2 separate regions of the Mus musculus genome follow, and region 1 is linked to region 2. Evidence: chromatin loops called from intact Hi-C (ENCODE). Cell type or tissue: heart. All regions are shown on one strand.

Region 1 (8,000 bases), 700 kb before region 2:
ATGTAATTATGAGTGTCTCCTGGTTTAGTGGTGGATCCATCAGGATTTAGATTTAATAAGGCTTGCAAGTTAGGAATTTAGTTGTGCCCAGCAATTGAGTCACCATTGTTTCTTTTTTCTTTTTTAAAGATTGATTTGTTATTATACATAAGTACACTGTAGCTGTCTTCAGACACACCAAAAGAGAGAGTCTGATCTCATTATGGGTGGTTAAGAGCCACCATGTGGTTGCTAGGATTTGAACTCAGAACCTTTGGAAGAGCAGTCAGTGCTCTTACCCGCTGAGCCATCTCACCAACCCCCTACCATTGTTTCTGAACTAAGTTTGTGTTGTGTTTTACTTCACGCAGTGGCTTGTCTGGGTTCAAGAGAGAAAGGGACTGTGGCAAAGTGTGGGTTTGCCTGAGGTGTACCACAGAGGTTGTGGCATGAGGCTGGCATGGTAACGACCCACCACTGGGAACTTAGTGAGCTGGGTGGAGAGATTTTGGAGTTCTGAGTCAGAGAGTCTCCACAAGATAAAATCAGGCCAGTCATTGCCTGCCAGTGCATGGATGGCCAGGCAGCCGGGGCAGAGAGATGCTGGCACAAGAGCGGAGTGAGCTTGTTCATTTTTAATATTTCCAGCAACACTTACCCTACAAGAAAAACAGGGATTAGAGATGGAGAAGAGACTGAGGGAACAGCCCACCATTGACCAGCCCAACTTGAGACCCATCCCATGGACAAGCACCAATCCCTGACATTATTAATGATACTCTGTTATGCTTGCAGACAGGAGTCCAGTATGGCTGTCCTATGAGAGTCTCCACCCAGCAGCTGACTCAGACAGATATAGACACCCACAGCCAAACAGTGGATGGAGCTTAGGGACTCTTAGGGTAGAATAGGAGAAAGGACTGCAGCCCCTAATGGGATAGGAACTCCATAGGAAAAACCACCAGAATTAACTAACCCGGACCCTTGGGGTTCTCAGAGACCGAACCACCACCCAAAGAACATGTATAGGCTGGACCTAGGCCTCTCTGCACATATGTAGCAGATGTGCAGCTTGGTCTTTGTGTGGGCCCTGAAGAACTGAGCGGGGGCTATCCCAAAAGCTGTTGCCTATATGTGGGATATGTTCTTGTAGCTGGGCTGCCTTGTTTGGCCTCAGTGGGAGAGTAAACACCTATTCTTTCAGAGACTTGATGTACCAGGATTGGGAGACACCATAGGGGACCCCCACCTGCTCAGAGCAGAAGGGGAGGAGGGATGGGGAAGGTTTGTGGGAGGAGGTGACTGGGAAGGAGACAGTGATGGGGATGAAAACTGAATAAATAAATACGAACAAACAAGCAAACAAACAGACCAACACTTACAGAGATGTAATTCAGTTGCCAGAGAGCTTGCCTCTCATGCTGGGCTTAGTCACCAGCACTGTTTATCACCCGTAATTCCAGCACTATGGAGGTAGACAGGAGGACCAAAGGTGCTGGTCACCTTTGCCTACTTGGCAAGTTCAGCTTCTGAAATCCCAGAGATTCTACCTCAATTAAAGAAAGAAAAACCAGTTATAACTTGTGGCTCATCTTTTCAATTAATGACATCTCACATATGTCAAGGCCCGAGTAGCTGCTGCCGGTCCAGCCACTTTATGTTGTTATTACTGTTACAAGGAAACTTTCTCATGCACGAGTTGATTGCATACTCTGTTATGTTTTTTTTTTTTTTTCTTTCGAGACAGGGTTTCTCTGTATAGCCCTGGCTGTCCTGGAGCTCACTCTGTAGACCAGGCTGGCCTAGAACTCAGAAATCTGCCTGTCTCTGCCTCCCAAGTGCTGGGATTAAAGCGTGCGCCACCACGCCCGGCTCATACTCTATTATGTTATGTGCTTTGATGCTCTTGGAAACCAATCACAACAAAGGTCAGTAAGAACTGCTTTGTATAGTTAGCTACAGCAAGCACGTCCCGCACTGGTGAATGAGCCTTTATGGTTTTTGCTTTTATAAGCTTCTCCTGCACCAATGTAAGAAGTTATTTGGAATAAGACTTCCATTTTGAGTAGGGGTTTAATAGTTTTAAATTCCTAAGAACTCTTTGGGGTTTGACATCCTACATGGCAGAAAAAGATATGGACATGGGTAACTGATATCCTGGTTGGCAAGTTAAGGCATGGATGTTAGGCAATGCAAGTTGATCCCCCAACCAATGGGAACAGGATACGTGTACAACAAAGACCTGCTCCAGAGGAAGTCCTTATCCCTAAATCCTGATTGGTGGAAGAACTTGACACAGATGTTTGTGGATTTCAGACTTAAAAAGCTCTGTAGATTCTGGCTCGAGGTTGCAGTCAGCTCCTGAGTCTGGTCTTTGACCCTGATCAGTCAGTCCCAGGACATACGCTCCATAAACTATCCCTGTCTGCCTGAGATCAGTGTTTGGTGGTTTGTCTGGCGACTCCTTGACCCCAACAATATATATCTTAATTTTAAAATAGTGAAACATAATCAGCTTTTTGTTATTATGACAATATGACAAATACCGGAGAAAACATGAACTTAAAGGAGAAAATACTTATTTTGGCTCAGGTTTTTATCCATGGTGAACTGGTTTTGTTAGTGTGTGCTCGGCACAAGGCTGAACATCATGACAGGAAGGGGTAACACACATCTCTCAAAGGTATACTTCCAGGGACCAACTTCCTTTAACAAGCCTCCAAGTCCTCATATTCTACTAGCTTCTAATAGTGACATGGAACAATCAGTCAATATTAAACCGTTCATTAACTCAGAGTCTTCATGATCCAACTTCCTGAAAGCCCAGCTCTGAACACTGCCTATCTTCCTGAGCTTTCTGTGTGTCAAATATACATCCTGTCAATAAGTCCAGCTTTATGACATTAGTGTTCACAGTAGCTAACTAGGTAGTTGTATGATGGACAATCCAGTTTACTTTCTTTTTAAATCCCTTAAATGGGTAACCATAAACAAGCCCCGGGTAGTTTAAAGGTTGGGAGGCATGCAATAGAGTAGTCTTTATATTATGATACTAAAATAGATAAAATAGAAAAAATAAAACGACTAATGCCTCGGGAGCTTTACATTTATTTATAAAAATAGATTGATTAGTTAGTATATCATTTTGACATCCCTTGTCACTTTGGAAATTGCGATTCTGGCATTTCACTACTTAGAAGTCAAGAAGCTGAGATAGATGGGTAAGAGAAAAGATCCAAAGGTACCATTCATGCAGAACGTGGAGGACTCATGCACCCATTAAGTGACACCACAGCTAAGAGTTGGGGCTGGACAGAAGCAGGCTATGATGACCTTCACGATGTTTTCTGGCACGTGGAACCGCCGCATAGATTTGGAAGTTCCTGACTTTGAACCTCTGGCTGTCAGAGAATACAGCGCCACCGGCTACCCCGACCCGCCTGCCCAGCCCCCGTGACTAAGGCAGAGAAGGTTCCAGACTGGGCATCAGAAACCGGGGAAGGATGGGGCAGCACGAGATGCGCGCGGGTACTGTGAGCAGCCTGCACCCCATCCCGGGCACCAGCGGTGCTTCTGGGAAACGTAGTCTTTTGCGGTGTGCGGCGCTGGGGGCTGCCGGATGAGGGACTACGATTCCCTTCGGTCTTGCGCAAGCTTTGTGCATCGCGCTTGCGCGTTGTGGGGGACTATGCCGCTATAAAGGCTTGTTTTGCTCAGGGTCCGATGTTCGCGAGCGTGCCCGGGCTGTTTGCTCTCGTGTGGGGAGGCTGGGGTGCAGGTAGGTGACGGTTCACGCCTTTTTCATGCAGTGTCGGAGGCTGTCACGGGCTCACTTCTTTGGGCTCTCCAAGGCGGGGTGGGCGGTGGGAAGCCTCGGACGGGAGAAACGGGGCCTGTCTCGTTCCGATCTCGCGCGGTCCCCGGCTTGTTGGCGACCTCGCGGGCTGTGCGGAGGTCTAGATGTTAGAAGGCAGGAGGGGAGGTTTGATGGGTGGTCACGGCCGGCTCCACTCTCCGCGCGGCCACCAGGGGGAGCTGCGTTCGCTGTGGGTGGGTCGTGGAGCCTGTGCTCGCAGGCCCGGGGCTGGCATGGGAACGCCCTAGGGCCGGGTGGCGGAGCTGTCCAGAGAGAAGCCCCAACCTCCCTCCGGGACTGGAGGCTGTCAGCCACTTACTACGTAAGTCATTATCTATGTTTTGTTTTGTTTTTTGTTTGTTTGTTTTGCTACTGGTATGTGGAGGTACGTGGCATCAGCACACACAGCGAAGCCGAGGTAGAGATGGGAGCCTAGATCTTCTGTCACCAGTGTCCTTTTCGGTGCTGACACGCAAAGGAGCTAGTGGCTTTGTGTTTATAACACCTGGATTTGGTGTTTTCGTACAGATGTGGGAGTCTCGATGCAGGTGGGCACAGGAATGACCGGGGAAGTCTTGAGTTCCGAAGGGAGAAATGGATGGGTTTTACTGGGGTCTCTGGAGTAAGTGACAGGTGAGGGAGCTTGGAGGCACAGGTGGGCCCTGGGGGAGAGGTGGGGGGGGCGTGATAAGTGGTTCAGCTTCCTTGTAGCTTCCAGTAGCTTCCAGTAGCTGCAGGGCCTGAAGGAGCTTCCTGAGGCGCCTAAAACCTGAGAGATGTTGCGATAACAGAACTTGGAAACACCAACCTGGTTAGTTACAGTTCTCCAGGCCTACACAATGCCCCTCCCCCCTGCAGAATCGTCACATCCACCCCTCTTCACTGGAAAGAGAATTTTAGAGCAAAACCAGGTGGCCCCCAACCCTGTCAGTTTTGAGTCGGGGTACTAATGTGAGAGTCCCCACTTTGTTTATTCTTCTTTCTCCCTTTATAGTGCTGGCTTAAACCAAAATATGCCAGGTTTTCCTAGTCCTGATACACACACCCTTTCCTTTGGATTTGGCAGGGCTGGGGACTGGAAAGAACCTCTGGCCTACATGCTTTTATCACTGAGCCTAAGTTAGCATTAGTTTTATAAAAAGACTTTACATTAGCTGCAAGGGAGTTGTCTAGAAAATGGGAAGTATGAATTGCTCTTTGGGCTGGAGAGGGTCCTGGTGTAGTAATCCTTTCTTAGTTGATTGCTTCATATCCATATTCACCTTAGCCCTACTCTACCGGCTTCTGTGTGTTCTTCTTGTCATATCCCAGACACACAGAAGATGGTGGTCTCCTTGTGTTCAGTGTGAAGAAACAGTAACTTTATGGCTACTCAGGTGTTTGCATACTTTAAGGTGCTGCACCTTTATTTATTTATTTATTGAAAGTGAAGCTATGACATTGGTGAAGATCATGGGGACAACGATTCCCCATACCCCATTCTTATAGAAACTCGCTTTGTCTGGAAGGTTAGGGAAGTTAGAATAGGCCACTGAAGTCCTATCTTATCTCACCATTAGGAAAACAGTTGTTTCTGTCAAAACTGTCTTTGCTACCACAGTCTGTGTGTACACTTTACCGGTTCCGCTTCATAATATATGATTGAACACACACAACTGAGAAAAAACATTGCCTCGTACAGTTCTTCGATAACTTTCCCTGTTGTTCTTGATGTGTTTGGTGTTGTGAATGGGGTCCCTTGGGCTCCTCCCTTTTAAGCTTCCCCAGCCCCCTCTTGCCTATTTTTAAAGTAGCGAGTAATCTTCCTCTTCCAGATGACAATGGCAGATGCCAGATCTGTTTATAGCTTGGCTTTCGGAAGAGCCAGAGCCACAAGCGTTGTTTTTGCTTAGTAAGCTGGTTTTGGTTTTGTTTATAGTGTACACAGTCATTGGGCTAGGTGCTCTTTCTTTCTTCCTTTCTTTCTTTCTTTCTTTCTTTCTTTCTTTCTTTCTTACTTTCTTTCTTTCTTTCTGTCTTAAATAAACAACTTATCTGTATCAACTTCCAGTGCTTGAACCAGAATTCTGATAAGCAAAATGGCCAGTCCAGCCCTCATTGGAGATTTGAGGGTCTTAATTTTTTTTTTAAGATTTATTTATTATATCTAAGTACACTGTAGCTGTCTTAAGACACACCAGAGGAGGGCGTCAGAGCTCATTACGGATGGTTGTGAGCCACCATGTGGTTGCTGGGATTTGAACTCAGGATCTTCGGAAGAGCAGTTGGTGCTCTTAACCACTGAGCCATCTCTCCAGCCCTTTTTTGGTTTTCGAGACAGGGTTTCTCTGTATAGCCCTGGCTGTCCTGGAACTCACTTTGTAGACCAGGCTGGCCTTGAACTCAGAAATCCACCTGCCTCTGCCTCCTGAGTGCTGGGATTAAAGGCATGCGCTACCACTACCCGGCTTAATTTATTATTATTATTTTTTTTTTACTTCAAGGATTAATAAGTATTTTTCTTCTGATGATTTAAAAATGAGTAATAGGAGCTTGGGATGTACCTCTGCTGTCAGAGTGCTTGCCTGAAGTTTGCAAAGCCTTGGGTTCCATCCCCCGCACCAGATAAACTGGGCGTAGTAGTGCAGTTTTGAAATCCCAGCTGTTGTGATGTAGAGTCAGGAGGGTCAGAAGTTCAAGGCCATCCTTCGAAGACCAAGAGTAGGAAGCCAACCTGGGCTACTTACTTGAGATCCTGTGTCAAAAACAGCAATGCCTTACAGTTGTCAAAATTTTGTGCTGCAAGAGACACAGTCCTTACTAGTGTCATCATGGCTGGACTTATGGACTACAGTGTAGCATGGCCATATGTCAGATATCTGTGGTGTTTTCATTATCTGTTGTTCAGGAATTTGAGCTTCTGACAACGGGGGACCTTCTAGAGGGGCAAGTATGTGTTTAGTTTTTAAAAAGTGGCCTGTGCCAAACTGAGGACTGGAGTTCCATCCCCAGAAACCTGGATGGTAGAAAGAGAGAACTGACTCTTGCAAGTTGCAAGTGTACATGATTATCTTTGTTTTCTGTGTGTCCATCTGTCTGTCTCGTACCCACCCCACCCTATAAATAAGATAAATGCAAACTTTTGAAAAAAGTGACCAGAGTTGATACAGAATGTTGACTGGAATTAGCCAGACAGGCAGTGGTGTGGAAACACAGAACAGAGTTTTAGGAGTAGACCAGGTGATGCTTAAAAAGGTAGAACATAGACCCTTTTTCTTTATTCTTTCTTTCTTTCTTTCTTTCTTTCTTTCTTTCTTTCTTTCTTTCTTTCTTTCTTTCTTTCTTTTGAGTCAGGGGTTTCTCAGTGTAGTCCTGCTGTCCTGGAACTCGCTCTGTAGACCAGGCTCATCTTGAACTCAGAGATCTGCCTACCTCTGCCTTCTGAGTGCTGGGATTAAAGTTGTGCACCACTGTGTCTGGCTTGGTAAATTTTCTTGATGCTAGAACCCTTTGTTTGTTTGTTTGTTTGTTTGTTTGTTTGTTTGTTTAAAAAAAAGAAAGAAACTGAAGGGATATTTAAAATAATTTTGTAGCTATATTGGTAAAGAAGTGTCAATACTTTTGTTCCGTTCTGTTTTAAAGCACTTTGGCATATACTTTAAGCATGATTAGGAGGCATCTGCTTTTGTAAATTTTTAATTTCAGAATTTCTGAAGTGAAAGGAGGAGTCTGCACCCTGGTCCTCTGTGTGGTGAAGATGAAAGATATTGACATGGGAAAAGAATATATCATCCCCAGCCCTGGGTACAGAAGTGACAGGGACAGAAGCGCTGTACCAGGGCAACACAGAGACCCCGAGGAACCCAGGTTCCGGAGAACAAGATCGGTGAGTGATTGCCTCCCCAGACTTGGTTCCTACACCATATCTCCTTCTTTTCATATGATACAGATTTTATCATTTTATTTTTCTTTATTGGCTTGAAGTCCATGTTAAGATTCCTTAGGCTGGAGCGTAGCTCAATGGTACGCTTAGCTTTCATGAAGCCCTGGCTTCAGACCAGCTTCACAAGAAGGAGCTGGTTCACGAAGGGATTGAGAAGTTGTCTTGTGCTGCCTGTGTGTGTGTGTGTGTGTGTGTGTGTGTGTGAGAGAGAGAGAGAGAGAGAGAGACAGACAGACAGACAGA
Region 2 (8,000 bases):
CAGCAAAATCTTTCTGGCATATGCAATAGTTTCTGGGTTTGGAGGTTGTATATGGGATGGATCCCAGCATGGGGCAGTCTCTGGATGGTCCTTTCTTTCGACTCAGCTCTGAACTTTGTCTCTGTAACTCCTTCCATGGGTATTTTGTTCTCCATTCTAAGAAGGAACTAAGCCCACTCACAAAAGAATACACATGATATGCACTCACTGATAAGTGGATATTAACTCAGAAACTTAGACTACCCAAGATACAATTTGCAAAACACATGAAACTCAAGAAGAAGGAAGACCAAAATGTGGATACTTAACCTATTTCCTAATGTCAAAGCTAGTTGAGAGATTAATCCTCAGGGATTACTTGAGACTTGTGAAGAAACTTTGGTTCCTTAAGCCTTTTACCAACTGTGCCATCAGCTAGGCATGAGTCAAATACTTTTTGAGCATTTCATTTCCTTAAGAGGCATAGGGAGCATGTCTGTATTGACTCTCCTTTTATACTGGTTACAATCTGTCCTCTGAAATATTCATGGCCTCTCTAATCAAGGGTCCAGATGACTCATCAGAGCTGTAGGATCCTTTGAGAGATATCTTATAGCTCTCTGGAACCTAGTTGACTTATACATATGGGCCAACTCTTGACATCTATGCATGTGTTAGTATAGGTCTCTCTGTATGGTTATTGAGCACCCAGATGTCAATTATATTACCATTAAGGAACAACTCTTGCTTTTAAAATGTAGCTGTTGAATGCCACTGAGATAAAGCTTGACAGAGATCCTTTTTTTAAAAATAAAGCCTAATGTAAGACGTTGTTTCTTAATTAGTACCTGACACATTTAGTACAGAATAAAAACAATTATTTTGATAAAACATAAAACCTTTGTTCTGTAAGCAAATTAATTACATAGGGAAAGCTGGAAGTACAGGGCTAGGTTGCACTCTCAATCTGCAGACTTGGAATAGCAGAGCCTAGACGATCACCTTCAGATGAGAACAGCAATCTATGAAGATATGACTGTAACCTGGACCAGGGCTTTGCATGGCCTGAAAGCCTGTTTCTTTTCCAAGCAATAGGGATTTTCTTTTCCCTTAAGACCATATATAGAATCAGAGTGGAAACAATGATTTATCAAGTAACAGCTTGACTAAACCTTTTAAACTATTTATCCCTAAATTTTAGCCCTAGAATTTACCCCTAAAATTTTAGTTATATTATAAACTAGAAATAATTTGGAGTAGCTTAGAAGTCTCAATTAACATGTCCACTTATTCATAAGCCAATCACTGCCATATATATAGAAAGATAAGCACGTGTAAACATACTACCATGCATGTTGTGGTTTGGTTCTTTGTTACTGTGATAAGACACTGACCAAGAGCAACTCAAGAAGGAAAGAATTTATTTGGTCTTACAGGTTATAGTATATCATCATGGGAAGCCAAGTCAGGAATTCAGAGCAGAACAGAAATTGAGTCAGAGACCATGGGGACCACTGCTCACTAGAGAAAGCTCACTTTCTCTGGATGTTCATCTAGCATTTTTACACAGTCCAAGCCCATCTACAGAGGGATGCTACCGCTCACTATGGGATGGGCCCTGGGCCCTCCCTCATCATTTGAATCATGAAAATACCACACAGACATTCCCATAGGCCATGAAGACAGTCTCTCAATTGAAGGTCCCTCTTCCCAGGTGTGTTAGCCATGGAGATTAACCAGCATAATACACAACAAATAGATGTTTTAAAAAATACCAAAGAATTTGTATCATTTGCCAATTTATGCATGCAGAGAAGGAACCAAAAGCTTCCTTTTAAAATTAATACTTTCTTTCTCTTTAGCTTAGATTAGACAAGATAAGAATCCTGAGAAACTGGTTTTTGAAATACAACAGAACAAGTAGTTAGAAAATAGCTTTTGCCTTTTAATGATAAAAGCTAAAATTTATATCAAAATGTAATGCTCTAGTTATTATTATCTTAGGATTTAATAATAGCAGCCTCTGTCATATAAGGGTAATCCAAACTGCTTATAGGTGCTAATTTTTATTGTTGGTATGGTAGCTCCTAAATATCCACCATGAAAAGGAAATTAACAGAGGTAGTCAACAGACATATATGTCTATGATTTTGCATATATTATTGCCTTAATAAAAGGCTCATATTTAACATTTTATGTTAGGAGTATTTTTGAAGTCTTAAGCATTCAGGTGAGTAGTAGACATTGTTGGGAATTCATTGAAGATTCTAGTCCTCATGGCCCTGCATTACTGCCTGCGTCTGTCCCTTCTACAAATCTTTGGGTGATACCCAAAGTCACCCAGCCAGTGACACTTGCCATGTTCTCTACCAGGGATCACATAGCCATACTTTTTGAGTATGGATCTCCCCTAATTCTGCAGCTTCCACCTGCTCAGCTCGACCTCCCATCCTGTCTCCATTCCTATGGAACTTCATAGTGACATTAGCCCTGTTTCTCACCAGTGACCCTGTAGTCACTGGTAGAGAGAGGCATAGCAGCGTAGGCCCAGATGGGCTACCTGTGCTCCCTCCAGCTGCCCATGTCACATTCAACATTCAGGGTTTCCCTGGAACCCACATCCTGTGCCCACATCCAGTCTAGTGAATTTCTTGAATCCTATTATACTTGTGCCCCATTAGATTCAGCAGACATAGCCCAAGCTGCACCAAATAAAATATCCTATTTCCGTCTTGTCCCCCTGGGAGCATTTTAGTGCTCCATCCTGTGAGAGTTCGAGAGAGCAAATGAGAAGCAGAGCCTTGTTTTTTGTTTTTAGATTTTTTTATTTTTATTTCATGTGTATGTGTGAATGCCTGCAGGTATGTTTGTACACCACATACATGCAGTGCTTGAGAAGGCTGGAACAAGGCATTGAACCCTAGAACCAGAGCCACAGGCAGTTGTGAGCCACCATGTTAATTTTGGAGACTAGATGGGTCCTCTGAAAGATCAGCCAGTGCTCTTAACCCCTGAGTCATCTCTCCAGTCTCGCTTGAAAAGCAGGTTTGTCTCTTTATGCTTAAATTCCTTTATCATTTATTTTACATGATGGGATTAAACACAGCCTTGTAAGGATAAACATGCAGACGCTCTTAGCCTTTGTACCAAGTTCTCTGTTAGCATCTGACCCTCAGCCATAGTTATCCATCATCCTCTGGAAGACAAGAAGAGGAGCCCAGGCCTTAAGCGTGGCTTTAGAGAAGATCCTCTGCTACCAATGGAAATCGTGAACTTTGGTTGACATTCTGGGGTTGAACGTTAGGAATGTGCTTAGTTTAAAGGAATAGAAAAATATTGCTGGTTTTAAAAAGAAATGAACTAACCGGAGCTCTTGACTCTAGCTGCATATGTATCAAAAGATGGCCTAGTTGGCCATCACTGGAAAGAGAGGCCCATTGGACACGCAAACTTTATATGCCCCAGTACAGGGGAATGCCAGGGCCAAAAAGTGGGAATGGGTGGGTAGGGGAGTGCGGGGGAGGGCATGGGGGACTTTTGGGCTAGCATTGGAAATGTAATTGAGGAAAATACGTAATAATAATAATAATAATAATAATAAAAGAAATTAGTTCACTCATTTAACATCTTTGCCAATAAGAACTGTCAGCAGGATATACCATGGTTACATTCTGCCACCTAGTGGGTAATAAGAGAAAAGGCACAATTTTGTCTTCAAATTCTAATTTATCAAAAACATTTATTTTGTTAAGGCTACTTTATCTATCTATCTATCTATCTATCTATCTATCTATCTATCTATCTATCTATCTATCTATCTATCTATCTATCTATCTGGGGTGCAGCTAACTTTATTGATGGTATTCAAGAGAGTAGGGAGGGCTCCCTAGGCCCCTCCTGTTATTATGCGGGTCTGGGATGGAAACTGTGAGGGAGATGCTCAGTGTTGGGGGCAGAGTTGGGATAGGGACTCCTCAGCAACCGAGGGCCTCTCTTTTGCTCTCAGTGTCCTTGCTCGGGTGGGTGGTCCAGGGTTTCTTACTTCTTGGAGGCCATGTAGGCCATGAGATCTACCACCCTGTTGCTGTAGCCGTATTCATTGTCATGCCAGGAAATGAACTTTAAAAAGTTGTCATTGAGAGCAATGCCAGCCCCAGCATCAAAGGTGGAGGAGTGGGAGTTGCTGTTGAAGTCGCAGGAGACAACCTGGTCCTCAGTGTAGCCCAGGATGCCCTTCAGTGGGCCTTCAGATGCCTGCTTCACCACCTTCTTGATGTCATCATACTTGGTAGGTTTCTTCAGGCGGCTTGTCAGATCTACAACGGATACATTGCGGGTAGGAACACGGAAGGCCATGCCAGTGAGCTTCCCGTTCAGCTCTGGGATTACATTGCCCACTGCCTTGGCAGCACCAGTGGATGCAGGGATGATGTTCTGGGCAGCCCTTCGGCCATCACGGCCCATTAGCGGGATCTTGCTTCTAGAAGATGGTGATGGGCTTCCTGTTGATGACAAGCTTCCCATTCTCGGCCTTGACTGTGCCATCGTGGGTGGAGTCATATTGGAACATGTGGACCATGTAGTTGAGGTCAATGAAGGGGTCACTGGTGGCAACAATCTTCACTTTGCCAAGTGGAGAGCAGACAGCAGCCCTGGTAACCAGGCGTCCAATACAGCCAAATTCGTTCACACCGACCTCCACCATTTTGTTTACGGGAGGAGGCTGGCACTGCACAAGAAGATGCGGCATTAAGGCTACTTTAAATTTACTGACAGCTTTATTTGGTAAATTCTACTCAATATGTTTAATCAGAATTACACATTAGAACTATAAAATTATTAAAACTATATTCCCTAATCCATGCAGGGAACCATGTGGTGTGAACTACAGCATTTGTCTACGAAGGTCTGTGGTTCGCTTTTCCTCTTACCCAACCTCAATTAACAGTCTACTTATTTTGCCACACAGCCTGAAAGTGACTTCAAAACTCAGAGAACAACTCCTTTGCCAGCTGCTGGCTTTGAGGACAGTCATTCTCCACATATTGCAAGAATGTATCTGTCCTTTAAAAGTTTGCTGTTATCAATCAATCAATCAATCAATCAATCAAACAAAAACAAAACAAAAAACCCATAAACCACCAACCACCACCAACAACCTGTCAAACCTTTCCCCCACCACATATGGTGTGTGTGTGTGTGTGTGTGTGTGTGTGTGTTTGTGCGTGTGCATGTGTGCTCTAGTTTAAAACCATTTGATACTTTTATAACTGGTTTCATATATCCTGAGAGTATATGATGATGAGGCATGGCAAGTGAATTCTACCCCAAAATAAGTATGCTAACATACTGGAAAGACCAGAGTTGCCCAGAGCCTTGCTTCAGTTTTACTGTGGTGATTACTAGCCATGACCATCACAAGTACTATTTATTGAATTTCTATGATGAACAGGGATCTCATTTTTCTGAATTATAGCTAATCTTCTTACCAGCATTGTAAACTAGGAATTATTCTGATTTTAGAGATTTTTTTTTTAAAAAGAAGTTGTGTGGTCAAAGAGAATAAATGACATCTCTATTGAGTGGCAGTGAGACTCAAACCCAGATCTGCTGATTTTGAGCAGTAGATAGTGGCTGCCTCTCTGCTTACTTGCATCCGTTCTGGTGACTGAAAAGATCCTGACTGAGACTGTGTGCCTTCAGTGCTGCTAAAGCCTTTATACCCAAGACAGGGCAGTAGAGCCTATGTCAGTGAAGGCAGGAGAGGACTAAACATGTAGATGACTTAAGGTACAAGCAAAGGCAGATTAGGAACTAGCAGGGACGAGGCAAGGGAGGGACGGTTGTTCAGAGGTCAGGGCCCACTTACGGCCTTTGGCCTGATGATCAATAACTGTCATGGATTTGATGCCTACGAGCTACCCGCTTCTCCCTGTGTTCTGGTGCTTGGACTGCAGAGTGCTCTCCAAGATTTACAGGGCCTGAGAATCCTGGGCTTTCCAGGAGCCATGGTGCGACCAGGTGAATAGAGTATTGTCTCTGTATCAACATCCCTGGGAGGCTGAGGTCCAGAACATTTGGATGTTGAGATGTTGTGACTTCCCCAGCCCCACCTCCTGTATCATGTTTTCAGCTCTATTCTGTAGAATAGAACAGACCCTGTGGATGGGAAGGGACAGGATGAGACAGACAAGGGCATCACTGAGTGTAAGGGGAAATTCTGCCCTATATGTTTTCATTTTAATTTTGTTGACCTTTTATTTTCTATGTATACACTATGTTGAGATATAAAATGTGCACTTCTCAATGAAAACCTAGCTCTAAACCAGCTTGGGGTCCTATGGGTGTCCCATTTACCTCCACATTCACAGAGGAGGTGGAAGAGCAGCAGAGGCCACTGGCTTCCATTACTGAACATGGTAGTTTCTTTCACTGTCTCTGTCACAAGTGGCACAGACAGAGGGAAGTGGACCCTGAGTCTCAGTAGAGCTTGGAGGATCTGTCTTTTTTATAAGTTCAATATTTTTTATATTTTAGAGTGGACATGGCTAAGGTAAGCCCTGGAATAGTTGAGCTAAGTGCATGACAGCCCTCTGTTCTTTGCCCGGAGCTTCCCTCTGATCTCTCTCCTTTAGGGAGCCAGTAACAGCAAACAATGTTTCCATCTTGGGGCATCCCTGCCCCCAGGGCTCAGTCTTCTAAGTAGCCAGAATTCCTTAGGCCCGCATTTCTATAATTGCCTGCCAATTCTTCCCTCCTTAGTATGAGAGTCACCAAGGTGGACTTGCACCCTGTCTGTCAGCAGGTGGCTCTGTGGCCCCTGGTATCTCAACACTGTGTGTGCCTTTCTGGATCATAGAGGGTGGTGACAGAGGACAAGGCCCCTTGCAGACTTTACAGGAAGCCTGTTTTTTTCATCTTCACTGATGTTACTGACATCAGTAGGCACCAGTGTAGGACAATCACCTAAACATGTCTCATGTGGCATTTCCTATAAGGAGCAAACACGACTGAGCCAGGTCCCTCTGCTATCATCCCTCACCAATTTCTCAAGTGTGGATTGGCTATTTATAGGTTTAACAAGATCTCCAAACCCAAGTAACTTAAACCTACAATAGATGTTCACAGTTTTCAGTGGACAGCTAAGTAGTTCTGGGTGTCTTACTAGGGTCCAAGAAAGCAGCTAGCGAGCATTACTTGTTTCTGGAACTCCACTTCATCACATCCTGCAAATTGGCTGGAACTTGTCTTTCAGTTCCTGGGTTACCTCAGGTCCCATCCAACCCAGGGTGCAGAAAGCACTTTACATTTTTTTCTTTAAGATTATCTCTTTCACTTTTGAGATTATAATATAGTTACATCATCCCTTCTACCTTCTCCTCCTTCTAAATCTTCCTATATACCTTTCCTTGCTCTGTTTCAAATTCATCACCATGTTTTTCACTAACTGTTATTGTATGATTATGTATATCCATATATAAATATAAATATAACCTACTCAGTCTGTCTGTATAATGCTACTTGTGTATCTGCATTTCAGAGCTGACCATTTAGTACTGAATGACCAATTGGCTTGCTCTTCCCTGGAAAAGACTGTTTCTCCAGCTCCCAGCATTTCTTAGCTGTCTGTAGTTCTTTGTGTAGGGTTAGGAATCTCATAGGTCCTCTATCCACTTTAGCATGTCTATTGTTGTAGTGCTTGTTCAGTTTATTCTTAGGCAGTCATATTGGTGAGACTTTATGGGTGTAGCTTCTGACATTACCAGAAGACAGTTTCATAGCACATTTCCTGATCCCCATGGCTCTTAATCTTTCTGTTCTCTTCCACAAAGTTCCTTGAGTTTTAGGTGTAGCAGGTGTTTTGAAGATGTATCAGTTGGGACTGGGGTCCACAATTCTACATTCTTACTCGTTGTAATTTTCTCTAAGTCTCCATCTGTTGCGAAGAGAAGAGGATGAAAACTATATTCATCTGGGGGTATAAGGACAAATATTTAGAATATACTTAAGTAGTATGCTGG

Evidence for each region. Hi-C counts contacts between places; a loop is a spot of excess contacts. Peaks named below come from ENCODE experiments on the same cell type or tissue, not always from the same donor. Only the 100,000 strongest peaks of a DNase experiment are listed, where the experiment ranks them.
Region 1: it touches region 2 in a loop (3-fold over the local background); 2 of 42 quality-filtered maps call a loop at or near these places.

The regions. Positions count from the first base shown.
Region 1 is chr16:20,422,005-20,430,004 of GRCm38, reverse strand. Abcc5 (ATP-binding cassette, sub-family C (CFTR/MRP), member 5) reads left to right here and starts at 3,611. Exons shown (of 30, transcript NM_013790.2): 1 at 3,611-3,757; 2 at 7,520-7,700. The coding sequence starts at 7,572. In heart, CTCF peaks have their summits at 3,792 and 4,001 (motif pointing right); DNase peaks (open chromatin) are centred at 3,594, 3,994, 4,554 and 5,624; H3K4me3 peaks cover 3,028 bases; H3K27ac peaks cover 1,978 bases.
Region 2 is chr16:19,719,996-19,727,995 of GRCm38, reverse strand. It overlaps the pseudogene Gm17799. Among named protein-coding and RNA genes, the nearest start is that of Lamp3, 18 kb to the right of the region's middle. In heart, a CTCF peak has its summit at 3,679 (motif pointing left); no DNase peak of the experiment used is centred here.